Linked DNA regions of Homo sapiens: region 1 is linked to region 2. A link is a loop called in an ENCODE intact Hi-C map of the cell type or tissue named here. Cell type or tissue: B cell. All regions are shown on one strand. Links, peaks and the distances in the headings refer to the core of each region. The heading gives the core; the rest is flanking DNA. Region 1 has its middle 26 kb from the start of ARHGAP24. Region 2 has its middle 82 kb from the start of ARHGAP24.

Region 1 (5,392 bases), core at 152-5,151, 56 kb before region 2:
CTAACAAGAAAGCATATTTTCTTCTCCAAAATATTTCGAACCAGCAGGCCCACAGACTCATTGATCCATGAACACTGTTGCTTCAGGGAGAGTCCTTAAAGTCTTGTTAAATTTGCATAACCTTCTCTAAAGCTGTCTCTGGACCATACCCCCTTGAATTATGATCAGTGGGACACTGTAGTTGCTTTGCCAAAGTATAGTAAACACACCTCAAAATCAACCCTGTCCTGCAAACCTGCTCATTGCCTTTTATTCATACTGGAGTGTCTTTACAGTGTTCCCCCAGGGTTTTTCCAAAAAGAATCCTCAGTCCTTCAGGCAAACAGATACATGAGATGTAGTCTTTACTAGTCTCCTGGACATGCAGAGACACAACCTAAATCACAGGGTAAACAACACAGTTTAGCCTCCAGCTGGAGCTTTTGAACTTTTATATATTAATTATATGGCATTAAATACATCACTACTTAAAGCCTTGGCCTCAATAAAAATAGGCTATGGTCCAGCTTTGGTTAGGCTGTAACTCCCAGGGACTGCAATTATCTTCCAGAAAGATGGTAATCTCTCAAAGAATTTAAACATTATTTTTAATTTAATTGACTTTTAAAGTAAATATATATTATATACCAATTAAAGAGAAAATAGGACTCATTTCAAAACAAAGTTCCCCTTTACCCAAGTGACTGACATTTAATGCATACAACAACCCAGGCACCAGATTGAGACTGTTGTCACATAACCCTCACAACAACCAAGGTAGGCTCTGTTGTTATTTTGATACTAAATATGAGCAAACTGAGACTCAACATGGTTAAGCAAATTTCCCAAGGTCACGGTTGTTCTTGTAGAATACTAGAAATTCCAAAAAAGAAAAAGAAGAAAAATGGAATTCACCTGATATCACACCTCCTAAACTCAACCAATATGAACATTGTGATGCGTTTATTTATCTACATATGTAGATTTATAGGACAACTTGTTATATTATCTGCCTTCCACTCAATAATATAGTTGAATGATTCGCATCATTTTTAATCACATCATTTTAAGTCATGTACTTAAGGTAGCCTATTTTGGACATTTAGGTTACTCGTGGAATTTTTAAGGCTCAAAAGAGGAGGAGCCTGTCTGCCAAAACCTGGGATGTACTTGAAAATATGTGGTTTTGACAGATGGATTCTCTGTCTAGCTTGATGTGAGAACCTGGTTAAGTCACTTAACCTTTTAAAACCTATTCCTTCATCTGTAAAATGAGATTGTCATTTACCCTTCCCAATTGTCAAAAGAATTAGATGTAATCCAAGCAAAGTTCCTCATTGGGTACTGGACATAGAACATGTGTTCACCAAGTAACACTGTGTGCATCCCCACTGACCTTACTTCTCTAGGCCTGTATTTTTATGTAAAAGAGAGTTTTGTTAGCTGATCACTAAGGAATAATTAGTTGCTTATTGCATATCTAAGACTGTGATTTTAAGATTCTGTTCAGAGATTTTAGAAAATCTTCGAATCCGGTCTCATGGTATCGAAGTAAAACTTGGAAAGATTTACTTGTGTCTGCACAGGTAGAACTAGTTCAGATGCTCTCTAGTCATGTCCTCACTGATACCCCATTATCTCTTGTGACTGTGTTTAGGAATCAGCAGTGAACCATTGACCACTTCATAGAAGTAGCCTGTTGTATTGGTCTCAGCATCTGCAGAGCTATGGTGCATTAGAGTATATACCACAGGTCATGTGGTACTTATAATAGTTAAAGAAACAACATTTTAAAATTAATAGTAGCACAGTGGATTCGAGATTATACTTCTTTGTAAGATCTCCAATTGCCTTGTCTTTCATTGTGATCTTCTTCTTTAGTGAGAAAGAAAGGGACAGAATTGGCCAGGCGTGGTGGCTCATGCCTGTATTCCAAGCACTTTGGGAGGCCGAGGTGGGTGGATAATTTGAGGTCAGGAGTTCAAGACCAGCCTGGTCAACATGGTGAAACCCCGTCTCAACTAAAAATACAAAAATTAGCTGGGCAGTAGTGGCACGTGCCTGTAATCCCAGCTACTAGGGAGGCTCAGGCAGGAGAATCGCTTGAACCCAGGAGGCAGAGGTTGCTGTGAGCCAAGATCATGCCGCTGTACTCCAGTCTGGACAACAGAGTGAGACCCTGTCCAAAAAAAAAAAGAAAGAAAGGGATGGAGTTAAAAAGCGTACTGGAGTTACAGCTGCTCAGCCAAGACTTTACTTCACTCTGGATATCCCACATGGGGTAGTGTTTGACATGTCAAATTCATCTCCCACTTGGGACAGCAAAGGGAAAAATAGAAAACCAGTAGGTAACAGCACTGCACTTAAGTGAAATAGCTTTATTCTGTTCCGTGACTAGAGACCTCACCAATCCAAGCAATTCTAGCATCCTCCTGAGAGCCCAAAGCATCTATGTAGAGATTAGAAACAGACTACCATAAATCTGTCACCCATAAAGGAGAGCCCTGGCTTATCACAGTGCTTTATTCCTAGATGAAGGCCAGCATATTTATATCTGTATTTCTGAGCTCAAGATGTATTTAGCTGCTTGGCATCTTACTAAATTTTAATAAAACATTTGCATTTGCACATGTGCTAGCATTTTGACTAGAAAATAGTGCAAACCTCAAATAGTTGAATGAGCCATAGGAGAAAAATCACAGGTTTCAGACAGCTGCAAGATGGTAAAGATGAGGAAGTTAAATAAGTGGGTGTGTTTATTCTTGCAAATGTGTGATCTTTCTGGTACAAAAGTTCGAGAATGAAAAAAGATCAAAATACCAGTACTGCCATGTGCAGACCAGCATTCTTTATTGTTAAAGGGACTTGTGGATGACAGGGAAAAGGAGGGCTTTCTGTAGGCCTTTGATCGGGTAGCAGCTGATGGGAGTTTAGAAGGATGCAGGCTGCAGTGGAGGAGAGTCGGTACACCCTGACTCACACCTGCAGTTTGTTTCATGTGACCCTGGAAGAAAGTTCAGCACAATTTAATGAAATCACGTTCCATGGCAGAAGAGTGTGTTTGCAAGTCTGATGAAAATCTGATGGGCATTCTGCCTGGGAACAATGTAAGGAAATAAACAAATGTTTTCCACTATGATTATCAAATCAACAAAACTCTGACTTTGGTTAACAGAGAAGGAATCCAAAGAATATTGACACGATTGGTAAATTGTAGAAAATTGCATTAAATCAATCATCTTTCAAGAAAAATTCCCCGGGATAACACCGACTCTCTTTCAATGAACAAAAGAAAGCTATCCTGAAAGCTATATTGTCCTTGTGTAATATGAGTTTCTTTTTTTTAATAGGAGCTTCTGTGTTTCGTTAAGTCTAAATATAATTCATGCCTTTTGGTTCCCCGCCTCCACCACTAAATTTTTTTAGCAGGTTTGACTCTAGGAAAAATTGTGAATAGATAAAATTCTGTTTACAGCTCTTCTCTGTCATCATTCTATTTTCCAGTACCATTTACATATTCCTGTGTTTACCATAGATTTCCTGAATAGCTTTTATGTTGCACTGGGAATACACAAAAATGTTTAACATTTGGTTCATGTCCTCAAAAAGTATATAATATTATCTCTTTGGAAATTACTCCTCTTCTTGAAATACCCATCTTAGATTTTTTTTTCTCTCAGACTACTACATGCTTCTCACTAAAGTACCTCTTGAATTACATGAGAAAACACTGATGAATGATAATGGAACATCAGCACGTCATCATCTGAGTGCATATTGAGAGCTAGTAGGTGCTCAGTAAATATCTGTCTTATCTCCCTTGATAGTTGTCAACCTATGGCATGGCCCATTTTTACTGTATCCAAAGGAACGAAACTATTAACATGGAATGGCAAATGATGAGGAAAACATTTTAAAGGGGGCAACAGTCCCTAAATTAAATGCCATCAGTGCTTCTCCCAGGTCCTTTCTCCTCCAGTGTACCACCCTCCAGCTGCACTGTCTGGCTGCTGGGCTGCAACTACCCCTCTTTTCCACTTTTCCAGAGAATTGTCCTCAGCTCAAATCTGACTGTCACAGGGGTACAAAAGCCCAGCCCCCTTGCCTCAAAGTAGGACAAATTCGGTCCTCTCCAGCTTTCTGTGGGACCAGATTAAAGCTGGAGTCCTCCTGAGGTTCCATCCTTGCTTGGTTTCTTCCCCTGCCCAAGCTGACTTTCCTTCCTCCCTTTCTCCTGGCAGCACTGCTTCAATAAGTCACATACATCTGAATCCCTATCTCAGGCTCTGCTTCTAGGGAATCCAACCCAAGACATCTCAAATAATCATAGGGAGCCAATAACCTACAGGATATGCATGTTCTTCTTGCTTAAAAATAAGTGAAAACAGGTTGGGCGCAGTGGCTCATGCCTGTAATCCCAGCACTTTGGGAGGCCCAGGTGGGAGGATCACCTGAGGTCAGGAGTTTGAGACCAGCCTGGCCAACATGATGAAACCCCATCTCTACTAAAAATACAAAAATTAGCCAGGCCTGGTGGCAGGCACCTGTAATCCCAGCTACTCAGGAGGCTGAGGCAGGAGAATCACTTGAACCCAGGAGGCAGTGTCTGCAGTGAGCCGAGATCATGCCACTGCACTCCAGCCTGGGTGACAGAACAATACTCCATCTCAAAAAAAAAAAAAAAAAAAAAATGCAAAAACAAAAATAACAGCATGTAAGTCTTGAGAAAGATTATCAAACTGTTTAATAAATCTAAGATACACAAGTAAAAAAAAATTTACATGGTAATAAAAATGCCAATTTCATAATAAGGGTAAGGCTCTGTCTAGTCATTTCATGTCTAAATAAATAATAGAAAGAATCTTTTATATTAGCAATATTACAAAATTATTTTTGTCACATATCCTGTGAGAAATAATAAATAAGCCAAGACTTCTTGGACAAATAAATGAAGTAACAAAACCATAACAGTGATAATATAAACCTTTGCCCATTAAATATTTTGAGGTGGTTTTACTCATTATGTAAACTGAAACTGAAAATCAGGCAATGTTTATTGGTCTTATTGGTCTTCTGTCATATTACCTCATCATCGTTAACTTTACAGTGTTTTAAAATTTTTAAATGTTAAAATGCATTATTTCCATTGAGTCTCAAAGATTTTTTTTTTTTCCCCCACAGAAGGGGTTATTAACCCTGCCTCAGATTCTAGCAACTCTGCTTGACCATTACAAGGGAAGCTTTTAAGAGATATAAGGGCCTAGATTCCATGCCAACCTATTTAAACCATGCCTGGGAGAAGGGTGAGACCTGTGTAATCATGTTTTAAAGCTTCTAGATGTTTCTAAGGTGTCACTAGGTTGAGAAACACCAGATTAAGCAACATGGCCAAATTTTTCCAGCTGCTGAGTCC
Region 2 (5,392 bases), core at 191-5,190:
TGAATCTGTTCTCCTGAAATTGAGCCCTAAGTTCTCTAGTTCCTGACTATATTTGTCAGGCTTTAACCAAGTCAGGTTGTGCTCTTTGATCCTCAAACCTTGGTTCTAAGGGAGAACTTCTTCCAGAAGATTGTTTTTTGCATGATTATTATTTTTGACAGCCTTAATGGCCAATTCCTGTACAAATTATCATGTCAGCTGTAAAGCTGGCCCAAATTTATCATTAAGACTTAAAATAACAGAATGAACATTTTATTCTTTGTTGCTTTTGGTCATAAGTGCAGAGAGATAGTGTGGAAAGGGAAAAAATAAACACTGAGAAATGGAAAATAGGAAAATGAATTATTGAGGGATAATTCCCCATCAGTCTCTTACATTTCTGTATGTCTTAAAAGCATAGGCACTTATTCCTTTTTGATAAAGACTATATTTTCAAGAACCTTTGTATAGTGAGCAGCCTTGGAAAATAGAGATAAAGCTTTTCTCAAAAGTAGAGGGTGTGTTTGCTTACTGCCCGTTATAAAATATTCCTGGTCCCTAAATTCAGCATTCCTCTTCCATAACTCAATCCCCTATGTGTGTGGATGTGTCATCTGGCTCATTTCATATTACCTTGCAGGAACTGAGACTCAGGCAATGGCATACATGCCAATTATCTGTCACAGGTATTGACTGTGATAAACTGTATAATAAACTGAGTATGAAACTATGATCTGTGTATACCACATATGGGTATGTGGTAGCATACACAAGCATACCAAGAGACTTGTGTATGCTACCAACATACTGTAGGCTGAATGTTTGTGCCCCCGACCATGATAGGATAGTCACCTTTTACAGTTTGAATGTGTCCTCCAAAAAGCATGTGTTTGAAAGTTCATCTCCAATGCAACAGTATTGGTAGGTGGGGCCTAATGGGAGGTGTTTAGGTCATAAGAGATCCATCGTCATTAATGAATTAATGTTGATTATAAAAGGGCTTGAAGCTATGAGTTCAATCTCTTACTCTCTTGCCCTCTGTTTACCCTTCTGCCATGTGATGACACAGCAAGAAGCCCCTATCCAGTTGCTGATCCCTCAACCTTGGACTTCCCAGACTCCAGAACCATGAGCCAATAAATTTCTGTTTATTATAAATTACCCGATCTGTGGTATTCTGTTATAGCAGCTGAAAACAGACTAAGACAGTTTCCATATAAGGGGACAAAGAGACCAGAGCTCCTTCTCTCCCTACCATGTGAAGGTATAGCAAGGAGACATCAAACTGCAAACCAAGAAGTGGGCCCTCACTAGGAACTGAATCTACTGGTACTGTGATCTTGGACTTCCCGGCCTTTAGAACTGTGATAAATTTCTGTTGTTTAAGCCACCTGGTTTATGATATTTTGTTATAGCAACCCGAGACAACTTAGGGCATCAATAAAACTGTGGCATGATAACTTGTCAGGTTGCCAGTAGAATAAAATCTCAAACTCTTGACAATTGTTGACATACACTTCTACTTTGTTTAATAATACGGACTTCTTAGATAATGACTTATTTGGGAGCCATGCTAATGAGAGGCACTGTCTAGTGTAAAAGACACGGTTGGCCATTTCCAACTTTTTACCAGTTCTCACTCTGAAATAAATTCAAAATTTTTTGAAAGACACAAAATATTTTACTTAAATGGTGTAAAAGCCCATACAAAATATTCATACTGTTTCATCACTGAATAATAGCATGTCAGCTTTACACATTGTAACATATCTGGCAGGCTGAGGAAAAGCCCTATCCCTGAGACATATACGTATATATACACACGCATATACACATACAAACACATGTATCACACAAACACATATGCACACGCACACACATAGTCCATAAGACTAGATTATGTTCTGGAACCAGTTATCTAAGAATACAAAGTATGTTTAAAAAGCAAAGTAGCCTCAACTTTGCTTTTTAAAAAAAGCAAAGCTGTGAGAAAGCCTAGCTATGAGAAGGCCTAATAGGAAACACAAGCTGTAAATGTCATATTTATGCAAAGAATGGTCTCACTGCATCCAGAACACTTAATTCTTACAGTGCAACCATCCTTTTATTCTTCTGACTCACATCACCTTTTTAGAAGCACTTGCAATAAAAACCAATGCTTTGTACTCTATAGAAATGCTTACAAGCATAGGACTTTCTGGGATTTGAACTGAAATCAGATTCAGCAAATCTTCAGCCTGATATTGGGGTAGTGGGTGTGTGGGTGTGGTGAGGAATGATAGTTTAGCTTCAGCTTTCCAGGTGAGCCCACGCCCTCACAGTCATCCTTGCATGAAGGGAATTAGTCAAGAGATAATATTTAGAGTGTTTCAGTTTCATGCAAATATCCAGTTCCCCTAAAACCTAAAGCGATAATGAAAATTCTGTAACTTACACTTCACTGATTTGCATAAGCCTTGCCCATTCCCTATATTCTTATAAAATTGTCATAAATGTTTCCATCTTTAAAATAACCAATTAATAACTTTATACGTGGCAGGGCCTGTGGTAGCATGAAGGAACTAGATACCTGTGGTAGAAGGGAGGGAGATTTAAAAGATATGAATGTACAAATGAAGAAAAAAATTATTGTACTGAAAACTTAACCTTTATCTTTGAAATAAAAATGCTATATTCCTCCCCATTGTGCCTAGGTAGGTCCTAGCCAAGAAGGCAGCATAATGCAATGAAAATAATAAAGACTTTGGATTTGAAGTTAAGCAAAGCAGGCTTCTAATACTAGCTTCTCTCTCATTAGCTGTGTGACCTTAAGAAAGATAACCTGTTTGGGCTCTAGTTACCTGATCTATGCAAAACTCAAAACAAAAACCTGTTATGAAAGATTATTGACAACATAAAATGTTACAATTCATTAGCACCTGTAACATAGCATTCTGTGTCAGCCAATGTCATTATTATTATTAATTAGTATTATTATCATTAACCATTAAACTACATTATTTAATCCCATCACAGGGTGTACTCACACACACACTCACAGTTGCTCAGACTGGACCATTTAGACACAGCAATTAACCAAACATGCCCATTTCTGAAGGTGTAGGAGGAAACTAGCATACCCAGAGAAAACAGATATCTATAAATAGAAATCTATCTATAAATAGATATAAATAGATATCTATAAATAGATATAAATAGATATCTATCTATAAATAGATATGTTTTCCCAAATTAAATCAGATTTAAGTGATATGTCTGACTATATAAACAGATCTCTTACACTTGGATGTTGATTCTCATACAGTCAGAGCAAAGCCATGGTGAAGAAAATTCCTCTGTGCATATATAAATATTGGCGAGAAGGAGAGGAATGTGTATGTATTTTACATGTGTTTAATATACTTATTATTTTTACAACACAAACAATATAAATTAAAGTGTGACTCTTGAAGGTTGAAAGTCTGCAAAAGACAGAGGGGATGCAGAAACATTGTGGGTTAAAAATGACAGCTCAGAGGACACTATGAGTCAGAACTAGAAACCAGAAGTCCTTCATTTCTACTGTCTTGATAAAAACGTCTAAATCACCTATTTTTTCTGTGCTAAGTTTCCTCCTTAAGTATAGGTTAAGCATTCATCCAATTTTTTAAAACATACACATTAGATCCAAACCATGTACAATTCCCAAGTGGGGAGGTCACCTCCAGTCCCAGCACTCCTGGAAAGTTCTGACACATGTTCACCCATATGGATCCATTTGTCAGCCTACTTTGTAAGTGGTCCAGGCCTGAAAAAAAGGGGTTGCAACTTCTCTCTTGCCACAAATAACCTTGAGAGACTCTACAGGTTAATGGAAGATGTCACTATAGGCGTGAGAAATGGTGGTTGATTTATGTGCCAGACTCTTCCAGCTGATTCACAAGTTGTAGGCCATGCAGTGTCTCAGGAGGGCTTTCTTAGGAAATAAGTTTCTGTTTGTTCTCCTTTAGATAGACTAGATATTAGTATTCATAAGACAGACGTCTCCAAAGCAGTGCCTGTGAGCTTAAATACAAATATGAAATTAGTCATTTGTAAAGCAGATTTACATATTTCTCTGATGGGCTGTAAGATTCTGATTTTGAGTACTAATTCATGTAATTCATGTTTTAATACATTTATAGTGGCTCTCAAATTAGCTTTTCAGCCAACCATTGGGAACTATTTTTGGCTTGTTGGACTATTAATTCCAAGTACAAAACAAAGTCTTATGAAAGAATGGGTAAAAAATGTTGTCCTTTAAGTTACACAAAGAAGCAAAAACTCCCCCCAGGAAATTAACACTCTAATTATAAACTTTCTGGTTGAGAAAGTCTTGAAAAGCTTTGTTTCTTTTATGAAGTCATTTGGTTTGGCTTCATTTATTTTTTCCCATTCAGAACATATGGGAATATTCCCAAAACAACAGAACAGCTGGTCTTTTCAAAATAAGAAAAAAAAAATTTATGCTACTAACACTATAGAAAAAGAAATCCACACTGTTGGCAAAACAGCTGTTCTTATTTCTGAAGGATATGGCAGTGGCTAAGGCAACATGTTTTCCTGCTTAAATTACAGTTTTGGAAAAGAGAAACATCAATCGTTGTTTATAAATCAAGTTGTAATCATATCAGTTCCCTTCTTTCAACTTAGTCCACTTAGAATGTTTCCAGGTATTGAGAGGATTATCACACTGTCCAAATGTTCACATTTTGAATGACTTTCTCAGTTTACATTTAAATAGTTGACATCTTATAGTAGGCACAGGTCTTCTGGAAGTTACTACTCTACACTGTATTTTCTTCCAATTTTTCAGTTTTACATGGCAAGACATTGACAAATGTTAATGATGAAGGAGAAAAGAAGCAATTTAACAAATTGAAAATGTATGTTCAGAGTTCAAACAATATCCTAAATTATACTTTATATGCCCTCAGGGGTAAAATGGAATTTAACACCCTGAATCAGTCTCTCTTGGTCCAGTGGACACAGGACTGTGTCAAATCTCAAATTCTCTCTTAACCCTCAGCTTTGTTGCACAAAAGTGACAAAAAACTCATATGTACATTGTCCACAATTCAAAATCGAATCTACAAAAGTATTAGTCTGATATTTTTTGATAGATATATACTTCTTAGCAGAAATAGGTGAAACTTGAAAATTGCTTCCCTGAATTAAAAAGGATGAATTACAACAAAAGCTATACAAATAATTGATTAATAAAATATTTTAAGATTCAACAATAAAGAATCTATGTGGTAAGCCCCTACCCCTGGCAAAACCAGAGCAAGATGACAGTTCTATATGGCAACCTAATTGATATAATCTGTAGGTCACCAAAATGTTTGCAACCGACCAGCAAATTTCCACATCAGACTTACTAGTTATTGGTTTG

What was found. Hi-C counts contacts between places; a loop is a spot of excess contacts. Peaks named below come from ENCODE experiments on the same cell type or tissue, not always from the same donor. Only the 100,000 strongest peaks of a DNase experiment are listed, where the experiment ranks them.
Region 1: a loop joins it to region 2, with 2.7 times the contacts of the local background. A loop is called at or near these places in 1 of 110 quality-filtered maps.

What each region holds. Positions count from the first base shown.
Region 1 is chr4:85,446,642-85,452,033 of GRCh38, reverse strand. No RefSeq gene overlaps it. Among named protein-coding and RNA genes, the nearest start is that of ARHGAP24, 26 kb to the left of the region's middle. In B cell, for the core only: no CTCF peak of the experiment used is centred there; a DNase peak (open chromatin) is centred at 2,723; H3K4me3 peaks cover 559 bases.
Region 2 is chr4:85,390,323-85,395,714 of GRCh38, reverse strand. No RefSeq gene overlaps it. Among named protein-coding and RNA genes, the nearest start is that of ARHGAP24, 82 kb to the left of the region's middle. In B cell, for the core only: no CTCF peak of the experiment used is centred there; a DNase peak (open chromatin) is centred at 2,324; H3K4me3 peaks cover 370 bases.